Regions from separate parts of the Homo sapiens genome. Here all the other regions are linked to region 2. A link is a contact called in ENCODE Hi-C data. All regions are on one chromosome and are shown on one strand. Each heading gives the region's core, a stretch centred on a gene start or an enhancer-like site at or near the end of the contact. The rest is flanking DNA. Distances are from core to core; before and after follow the strand shown.

Region 1 (3,331 bases), core at 738-3,237, 280 kb before region 2:
TTAAACAGGCAAATTGACTTGTCTTTTGAAAAACTTAAAAATTATGATAAAAATTTAACAATGGTATGTTATTAAAAATTTCATTTGACAATTCAAGTAAAAATTATTTAACATCCTTCTCCATGTGTATGTCAGGAGCAGCACCCAGCAGCCACCTCGTGGATGGGTCCTGCAGTCCAGTGTCTAGAGTGAGCTGTGGGCCTGCACGGGAGCAGAGGAGAGACCAACTCCATCAGGACACTCGCTGGCACACACTGGCCAGTTGGCATCCTCTCAGAGCTGATCTAAATCCAGCACACGTGCCTTGTCAATATATGGACAAATAACAAGCATGTAAAGGCAGGTGCCCTGGTCTCCAGCAGAACGGCTGCCCCAGCACAGGCCCCCGGTTTGGACCTGCTACGGGACAGAGTCCATAGGTCAACTATTGCTGTCCCTTCAACAACCAGCCAGCCAGTGAGCCTCAACACACATCTGTGAGCTGCTCTGTAAAATGGGTGCAGCGTAGAAAGCACCAGGAGGTGGTCCCTCGAGGTGGGACTGGGTGCTGGGCAGGGCCTATGACATCAGCCTCTAAGGTTCAGCTGGGCCTCAAGTCTGGATTCAGACCACCTGCAAGGTCAGAGGGCAAGAGCCTGGGGTGGAGAGTACCCTGAAAACTCAGGAAGGCGTCCCAGAGGCCTCCAGTGAATCCCAATGGGACGTCTCAGGGCCTTGGACCATCGTGGGTACCCCGATGCTGGACGCTCCTGAATGGAGGACACACTGTGTTCTCTGCACTCCAGCAGTCTCTAGTCTTCTGGGGCACGGGACAAGGCTTCTCCCCCAAAGCCTCCCAATCAGGCCCAATAGTCAGTCTAAATCTACTGTAGGACTGCGAGGTATGAGCAGAGCTCTTGAGGGTAGAACAATCACAACAGCTAAGATACAAGTAACAACACAGGACATCGGGCCCACCCTCTGGTCCACTGTGGGATCGTCCTCTTCCTCACCTTTTTGCCTGACCATGCTGCAGACAGAAACCTGGCCTCTTCCCAAGACCACTGTCCTACTGTCAGAACCCCAGGAACCTACAAGTTCCCTCTGCATGCAGCCCACATCTGCTCACTGAGGTCTGGTTCTTGGAGCCTGACACTTTTAGGGAGCTGAAACCAGAAGGCTCTTTGGAACTGCTCCAGCATAGGGGCATTTAGACAATCCTCCAAGAGAAAAAAGTTGTCTTTTTTTTTGAGACAGTCTCACTCTGTCACCCAGGCTGGAGGGCAGTGGCATAATCTCGGCTCACTGCAACCTCCACCTCTGAGGTTCAAGTGATCCTCCCACCTGAGCCTCCTGAGTAGCTGGGACTACAGGCGTACACCACCATGACTGGCTAACGTTTTTTGTATTTGACATTTGCTTTTTGTGACACACCATGCCCTCTGGTAAGGAGGGAACTGCTCATGTCTTCCCATGAAGACTTATTTTCCTCCCCTCTAATCAATGCCATGTGCTGGTCTTCATCTGGAACAGCAGTGGGACAAGAGCAGCATGGGGGACATGCTCAGACCTGAGTCCAGAAGACTTCCCTGTGCCAAGTGCCCCGCCCCAGTCTCATATCAAAGACACTTCTGAACCCACAGGCCCCAAAAGCCCACCTGGGCCTTTCTTCTATCATCTCTACAGTTGACGGCTCCTTTCTTCGAAAAGAAGGTTCTCCAGCAGATAAAGCTGGAGTGTCTGCTGCTGCCCTCATGATGGCCAGCACAAGAACAAACCCATTCTACAAAAGGGGAAGTAATTTCCCGAAAACACAAAGTTAAGTTTTTTACCAGTCTCCAGTTCAGGCCACCAGAGACAGGCTGGCTCTCAGAACAAAGTTGTGGGCAAGTGAACACACGTCAGAGCCCCGACCTCCTGTGGCTCAGCCCTGCCTAGAGACTGGCGTGGCACGGCACCTTCAAATGCCCTCAGACCTGGCGCCTCCAGGTGCTGAGAACTGTCACTTGCCTTCCTTTGCTTATGCCTTGCTCGCTTCGCTGCACGCGTGCTGCTCACTGGTTTGGTTTCGGAGCTATTTATAAACTGCAACAAATCCTCCACCCTCCGATGGTCAACGACGCTTTCCCTTTCTGAGATCTGGTCCATTTTTTTAGGTTGCTCCTCTTTCCTCTTGGTCAGCCGTAAGCGAAGCTTTTCCCTCATTTCTGCATAATTTCTACTTGTTGGTGCAGCTGGAGGCTGAGAAAAACAACAAAGTTATGCTTAAGTTTTAAAAATTTTGAATATAATAAATTTCAGACCACACCTCCAAAAATAAACTGTTTTATTACTCAAGTAGTATATATTTGTTGTGAAAAATAAGGAAATACAACAACCAGCAGAAAAAGAGAAAAACCTATCAGCAAGTCACCCAAAAGTGGCATTTTGATACCTACTCTCAAATTTTACATATTCATGAAAAACCTGATAAAGCATGTATAGCTATGCACATAAGTGGATTTTTTAAACTGAAAAGGAAACAATTACAAATCCTGATTAATGTATTTTATTTATTTATTTATTTATTTATTTTTGAGACAAGGTCTTGCTCTGTCACCCAGGTTGGAGTGCAGTGGTGCGATCATAGCTCACTGCAGCCTTGACCTCCTGAGCTCAAGCAGGGGTGTGCTGTCACACTCAGCTAATTTTCTTTATCTTTTGTAGAGACAGGGTCTCCTGTGTCGCCCAAGCTGGTCTTCAATTCCTGGGCTCAAGAGATCCTCCCTTAGCCTCCCAAAGTGCTGCTATTACAGGCATAAGCCACTATGCTTGGCCTCTACCTGTTATTTAACATGGTGTGAATATCTTTTCATGTCAATAAATGTGTCTGTAGTATCTTTCCATCCATTTGTGGGTTTCCTTTTTGGTGCCAAAAAAAGCCCTGAATCCTACTGCCAAATTTCTTGCTATAAAAACATGTGAACATTTTAGGAAATGCAAACAGAGCTAAAGCAGAAAAAGAACAACTATAAGCCCCTGCTATTCCTGTCACCCATCCCTCTTAAACAGTGGGTGATAATTGGTTGTATAAATTAAATCACAGCTCTGGAAAGATGGACAAGTATGTGTGTGTACCAACGCCCTCTGTATTCAAACAAGAGAAACCCAACTGCACACACACAACGCTGCTGTCGCTGGCTACAATGTTCCACCATATGGATACACCATGGTTAACAACCTCCTACCAATGGGTATTCAGTAGGAATACCTCACTGCTGATTTACCAGTTACCTTAAAAACCACAAAGTAAAAAATGAAGAAAAAAAATCATTATGGCTAAATCTTTGGGCATATATTTTTCTTTGTTTCT
Region 2 (3,078 bases), core at 57-2,556:
AGAGCTTCAGAGGAGTGGTTGGGTGAAAATCTGATGGGAGTAGTTTCCAGAAAGAACAAGTGGGAAGGAATTGGAGATAAGGGGAAACTCCAGAGGGGTTTTGCCCTTCAGAGGGTCGACTGGGTGGTAGGAAGAGGAGAGTAGGGAAAATCAATCAGTTACTCAAAAATAAACATGGACCCTACCCCCAACTAAGAGAAATCTTAGATGCCAGCGCGCCTAGGCTCACATCGCGTCTGTTGGAATAAAGTGGTCATGGAGCCCACGGACCTTTCTGAGCACCTGGCACTGGCCAGTGAGGACAAGCAGGAACAGGTCAGACTTCTCAATTCTGAACCGAGGGGGGCATGACTTCCATCTCCTGTGTCTTACATCTGCACGTTTCACAACAAGCCAGAGACGTGGTGGTGGTGCGGCAGGGAAAAGTGCAGCGCTGTGGGGTCAGGCCGACCCAGATCCGCCGTGATCTGGATGCAACCCCCACAGCCAGGGCACGCCGGCCTCGTTGTGCCTGCTTCTCTGGCTGTCAATGGGAAGTTTAAGTGAGGCCACGTGTGGGTTTTTAGCTCTCTGCTTGACACATAGCAGGTACTCAGATTGAGGTGAGCGTTTTAAGGTACAAATTAGGGCACCACTGGGGGGAGTAGCGAGGGCGGAAGAGTATCTTTTTAGAACGCACCGCTGATAGTGGTGATTTAAAAAAAAAAAAAGAGGCACCGTTCACTTTCATCGGGGAGCTGGGAAGAAGACAGAAGAGGTGTTTGGGAGAAGCAAGATGAGCAGCGAGCGAGAGGGAACCGGCCGGCAGGTCATGAAAATCGGCGGCGCGTCGCCCCGCACCTGTCCCGCCCCCGTACCTGGCGGGCGCTCGGGGCAGCCGAGCCCTCCTGCCGCCGCCACCTGCCACCGCAGCAGTTTCCTGGGCCAGCTGGGGCTAAGGTGTTGGCAGTCGTCGTCCGTCAGCTCCCGGTAGGCAGGACGCCGCGGCTGTTTGGCGTCGTCACCTAGCAACCGGCGGCACGCTCCGCCGCCATCGGGTGGACTACAACTCCCACAATACACAGCGCCGCGGCGCGGCCCGGGACGCCAAGCCCTGGGCGCCACCTCCCCGCCATGCCTTTCGGGACTTGTAGTTTCTTGGATACCCGGGCGCGGCGGGTCGCCCCGCCGGCAGGGAGCGCGCCTCGGGCGGGGTGCGGCGCCCGCGCAGGGATTGGGCCGCCTCCGCCCCGCCCGCCCCGCCCGCAGCGCGCGGTGGGCCCGGGGCTCGCGGCGCCCTAGGCGCATGTGCGGCGCGGGGCGGCCGTGACCAGCGGAGCGCTGGGTGTCAGTGAGCAGCGAGGAGCCGCGCGCCCCCGTGCCCGCGTCTGTCCGTGCGCCCGAGCGCCCACTCCCGGGTCTGAGGTCTGCCCGGCGCGCCGCTTGCAGAGCATACTCAGGGCCGCGCACCTGCCCCGCGCACCTGCCCGCCGCCCGCTCGGCGCTCCGGGCTTCGCTAGCCAGCCTCCCTGCGACAGCGCGGGGGCTCCGGCCGTGCCTCCGCGTCCGCCCCGCGCCTCAGCCGGGCCCGGGCGCAGCGCTGCGGAGGGCGAGGGCCGCCCGGAGTCCGGCCAGGGCCGGCGCGGCGATGATGAACAGGTTCCGAAAGTGGCTCTACAAACCCAAGGTGAGCGGCCCCGCTCGGGCCGGACGCCCCCCGCGTCGCGGCCTCTCCCTTCCCCAGGACCGCCCGTCCGCCCTACAAGACGGACTCCCTTTCCCTGTCCGTGGCCGGCCTCTTCCCCCACCGCCGACATCCTTCCCTCCACTCCAAGACTTGGACAGATCTTCATCGCCCTGTCTCTGAGGCGGATCCGAACCTCCCTCCCGGCTTCCTAAGCCCGGGTCCAGGACTGACCCTCCTGCTCCTCCTCTCGGGCCGGGGCGCACTTTCCCTCCCCCTCTATCCAGGGCCACAACGGGCCCCTCTCCCTCCTCATCCCGGTCCTGGACGGTGCCCTCCTACACTTCGTGGTCCCCAGCCCGCGGGCCCGGAGCAGACCCCCTACTACTTCTCCGTCTCCCCTCCCTGCACCAGGAATGCCCCCTCATTCCCGTCCTGCCCCCACCCCCATTGTCCTGGGCCCGGAATAGATCTCCCTCCGCACTCCAGAACAGACCCTCTCCCCACTTCCCCAGGTTCTGAGAGAACCCACATTTCCCAATCCCTGGGTCCAGGGCAGACCCGTCCTTCCATGTCCAGAGAGGATCCTGATGGCCCTGCCAACGGCCTCCCTTCCCGAACCAGGACTGACCCACACCTCGGCCCAGTTCGCGTCCCCTCCCTTGTCCCTATCCTTGTCCCTTCCCCACCCACGTCCTCTGGAATCCGGGACAGGTCCTCCGCCCGGCCCTTGGGGCGAGCGCGCCCGTGGCCAGCAGCCTCGGCGGGGCGGGAGGTGCGGCTCTCCAGCCGGCGCCCGCGCCTCTCCTAGCGCCGCGGGGTCGGGGTCCGGGCGGCGCGCCCCGTGCCTCAGCGGCTGCGCCAGTCGCACTGCGGGCGCTGCGTCCCCGCCGCCCGCCTGGGGCTCGTGCCCGCTGCAGCCGGAGCAGGGCCGGGCGCGCTCGGCGCGGGATGAAGGCGCGGCGGTGTTCAGGATCCCGGCGCAGGGTCCAGGGCGCATCTGGGCGTCCGAGGGTGGCACCCTGGGGCCGGCGCAGCGGGGAGGCCCGGGCCCTGAGATCTTGGGGGAGGTCACGGCTCGGGTGGGGTCACCGCGGCGACCAAGGGCGGGAGTGGGGCCAGCGCTTCGTCCGGGCAGCTCGGACGTCCGAGGCCACCGCGTTGCCGACCTACCCCTCCTCCCTCCACTGGCCGCCTTTCTCCGTCCAGCGTCCCAGGCCTCCGCCTCCACCGTGGGTGAGCTGTCACGGCAGAGGTTTCCTGAAATCCGTGCCTCGCGTGCGCCCATTCCAGGAAGGCGGGAGGTGGGTTTGGAAGATCGGCACGGAGGTTTGAGGGCTCACTCAGGGCCCCGAAGGGCGCGTGCTTCACGGCCTTTGAGGTCGGGGAATTCTGTTTGTCGTTGCCGGAGTGTT
Region 3 (3,389 bases), core at 750-3,249, 430 kb before region 2:
TTTTGTTATCTTTCAAAGCATTTCAGTATTTACTTTTCTTATTCAATTCAAAGACTATAAGAACTAAAAACTAAAAATCATGTAAATAAACAGTTTTTATGGCAAAATCAGTAACACAAAACTGAACACCAAACAAAACCTTCTCAGTATATCAGATAACATCAAAAGAATTAAGGGGAAAAATGACCAGCTTGTACGAAGTATATTTTAGAAGGAAAACTATCTCACAATTCGGGGACTGGCTAGAGTTTAGACTCACATCACTCAGCGACTCTCCGAAACTTTAAAACCTAAAGACACCACAAGTAGAAAACTAACAAATCATACCAGCTGTCCATACCATTGTAAACCACATCGAAACTCTGAAAAGCAGTTTTGACTGCCCAAATCATCCACTTCCTGAAAAGACAACTTTACTATTCTAGTTTTCTCCACTGTCAAAATCAAAGGAGTATATTAAAATTTTAACGTAGGCCAGGCGCGGTGGCTCACGCCTGTAATCCCAGCACTTTTGGAGGCCTAGGCGGACGGATCACGAGGTCAAGAGACTGAGACCATCCTGGCCAACATGGTGAAACCCCGTCTCTACTAAAAATACAAAAATTAGCTGGGCGTGGTGGCGCGCGCCTGTAGTCCCAGCTACTCGGGAGGCTGAGGTAGGAGAATTGCTTGAACCTGGGAGGCGGAGATTGCAGTGACTGGAGATCGCGCCACTGTACTCCAGCCTGGCGACAGAGCGAGACTCCGTCTCAAAAAAAAAAGGTATCATCGCGGGCCTTTGTCCATTCAAGGCTCCAAAGTTTACAAACTCACTTTCATACAATTCACACCCTCTGCCTGAAATGCCCTCCTCTCTCTGGTGCCTGTTGAACTCCTACTCATCCACTCCAAGCTTGTTTTCACTAGGCGCCTCTACTCATAGACACAGTCGACCTATCAGCATTCTATTTCCTATCCCCATTAAGATCTCAGTCAATTTTTCACACAAAAAATCTTTCTTTAACTTACCAGTAATGCATACAGCTATCAGCTATGTCTTTGGTCTTTGGAGATATGACAATTGCTTTTTGTCTTTCTAAACATAAATTATGCTCAAACCAACAACAGTTTCAGGCGAACCAAAATACGTTTTTCAAGGTGGGTATGCATAAAGTGAATGCAAATTACCTCCCAACTATCTTGAGCCATTACAAGAGCAAAGATAAAAGTCATCCTAACAGGGAAAGGCCCTCTGACATCTCCCAAAAAACGAAAATAAAAGATTAAGAAAAAAGAAAAGAGAGGGAGGGCAAAGGTGACCAACAGCCCCATCGCTGATAAAGTTCCACGATTATCTCTCGAGCGTCCGTCGGCAGATATGGCTTTTCTCTTTTGGCAGAAGCCGTCGTTTTTAAATACGAGAGCCGACAGATGCGTCCGTACACAAACCTTGCAGCCACCAGCGCTGCGGACCGCGGAACCGGTCTCACAAGCAGGATGCTGACCAGCGTCCAGCCAGGGTCGTCCTCCTCCGCCCCCACCCCTGCAGCCCACAAGCCGGCCAGGAACGAGCGGCCCGGGAAAAGCCTAGTCCCCGGGGTCCTATCCCGATGAAAGATCTGCGGCGCCCTCGCTCCCCGGCTCGGCCCAGGCCGAAGGCCCCGCGGGGACCCCTCCAAGACGCCCTCGGCGCCGCAGCGGCCTCCCCGCCCCCGAGGCTGCCCGGGCCGCCGCAGGCCCCGCGGCCCCCGCCCGCCGCAACCGCGGCCCAGTTCCCCGCGCCCCCGCCGCCGCCTCAGCCCGAACCGGGCCCCCGCCGCCCCCGCTAGCTAGCCTCACCTCAGAAGCGAATCGTGGGCAGCGCGCGGGATTCCGGGGTCCCAGTGCGGCCACCGCCCGTCGGCTCCGGCTCCGGCTCCGCCCCCGTCCCCTGGCCCGCAGCAGCGGCCCGCCAGGCCTCTCCGCCCCTCAGCCCCTCCGCTCGCCCCCACCGCCCGACCTGGGTGCGGCCTGCGGCGCTGCAGCCCAACAACGCGCCGTCCCATAGGCCAAGCCGCGCAGCACTGCCGAGCAACGTACCCTGCGATTGGCGGGACCCATGAGGGGCGGGTCCCCTGCGGGCAGGGCGATTGGACTCGCCAGGCCCGCCTCGGGGCGACCCCGCCGGGGCCTGCGGAGGCCCAGGGTCCCGCGCGGAGTACACCCCGGCCGGCAGCTTCGGGCGCCAGGTCATGGCTTCACGGTGGCCAGGTAGACTGCGGCGAGCCCCTGCCGGGTCCGCTGGACACGGTTTCATTGTGATTGACCTCCGCCGGAGGGGCTGTCGGAGCCCAGGGACCCTGCCCTCCCGCCGCCGCCCAGCGCACTCCCCCAGCAGACGGGCCCTGCCCCGCGTAGCCCCGCCTTGTGCAGTCCCCAGGCCGAGTTTTGGGGCCCGGGTGGGGTCAAGGCAGCAGGGCCTGTGGGCCCCGATAAGGCTCCACAGAGGACAACTGCCTGGCCCCCGGGCCCGGCCTGCGGGTGCTGAGGAGACCAGCGAGCACCAGCCACCTCCGCACGACCAGGGAGTGAGCCTGCGGGGCTTTGGCAGGACCAGCCTCAGACCAGCACCTTCCCGCACACTGTCCCTCCTGCTGGCGCATCTGACACCCAAAAAAACAAGCAGCGAGACAAATGGGCACGGCTGCTTGTCCTCTTGACACCCATAGAAAGCTTAGGTCCAGAGCTGGGCAGTGGCAGAAGAGTGTGGAATCCAGACCTCCCTGCTCAGCAGGAGCCTCTGTGACATTGCCCCAACAAGGGTCAGGGATACTGTCTGGATGGAAGCCAGCGACCCCTGTTCTAACCATTTCTGTTGGACGTTGGCTTTTCCAAGACGATTTTTCTGACAAGATCACAATTCTGTCTCATTCACTTCTGCTTCCCATAGTTAATCACTAGGGAAACGCAAATCAAAACCACTGTGGGATACCACTTAACATTCATTAGGATGGCAGTTGAAGAAGCAGGGAGTTGGGCGCAGTGGCTTCAGCCTAAAATCCCAGCACTTAGGGAGGCAGAAACAGGAGGATAGCCTGAGCCCAGGAGTTGGCAGACTTGACTGGACAACATAAGGAGACCCTGTTCTCTACAAAAACGAGAAGAAAACAAAAAGTTTCAAGGGGGGAGAAGGAGGAAGAAGAGGAAAAAAAGAAAATAAGTGTTGGCAAAGATGCGGAGAAATTGGAACCCTTTGTGCATCGCTGACGGGAATGTAAAATGGTGTGGCTGCTGTGGAAAACCGTAGAGTGGTTCCTCAAAAAATTAAACATAATTACCACATAATCCAGCAATTCCACTTCTGGATATATACCCCAAAGAAATGAAAACAGCTATTTGTACCATGTTCATAGCAGCATTATGCAGAGAAG

Evidence for each region. A loop is a pair of places that touch in the nucleus more often than their neighbours do. Pooled maps may share reads with other maps.
Region 1: a loop to region 2 is called in a map with no recorded cell type, with 15 times the contacts of the local background. The contact joins the enhancer-like site here to the promoter of ZFYVE28 in region 2. A Hi-C loop is called at or near these places in 4 of 37 single-sample maps with no recorded cell type and 6 of 50 pooled maps.
Region 3: a map of CD4-positive, alpha-beta T cell shows a loop between it and region 2 (17-fold over the local background). The contact joins the promoter of ADD1 here to the promoter of ZFYVE28 in region 2. A Hi-C loop is called at or near these places in 1 of 168 maps with a recorded cell type or tissue (CD4-positive, alpha-beta T cell), 1 of 37 single-sample maps with no recorded cell type and 7 of 50 pooled maps.

The regions. Positions count from the first base shown.
Region 1 is chr4:2,695,252-2,698,582 of GRCh38, reverse strand. FAM193A (family with sequence similarity 193 member A) reads right to left here. Exons shown (of 21, transcript NM_001366318.2): 18 at 1,990-2,220. Among named protein-coding and RNA genes, the nearest start is that of TNIP2, 59 kb to the left of the region's middle. RefSeq lists enhancers at 1,479-1,828, 2,528-2,587. Within about 2 kb of position 1,987, at least 4 of the 41 ENCODE cell types and tissues checked have a DNase peak (open chromatin) inside an H3K27ac peak, as active enhancers do.
Region 2 is chr4:2,416,873-2,419,950 of GRCh38, reverse strand. It overlaps ZFYVE28 (zinc finger FYVE-type containing 28), which reads left to right and starts at 1,306. Exons shown (of 13, transcript NM_020972.3): 1 at 1,306-1,666. The coding sequence starts at 1,628. CFAP99 (cilia and flagella associated protein 99) reads right to left here and starts at 996. Exons shown (of 16, transcript NM_001193282.4): 1 at 858-996. RefSeq lists silencers at 782-831, 1,072-1,301, 1,422-1,581 and an enhancer at 2,587-3,078.
Region 3 is chr4:2,842,454-2,845,842 of GRCh38, reverse strand. ADD1 (adducin 1) reads right to left here and starts at 1,999. Exons shown (of 16, transcript NM_001354761.2): 1 at 1,819-1,999. RefSeq lists silencers at 1,538-1,687, 1,808-1,997, 2,058-2,437, 2,538-2,587 and an enhancer at 2,716-3,227.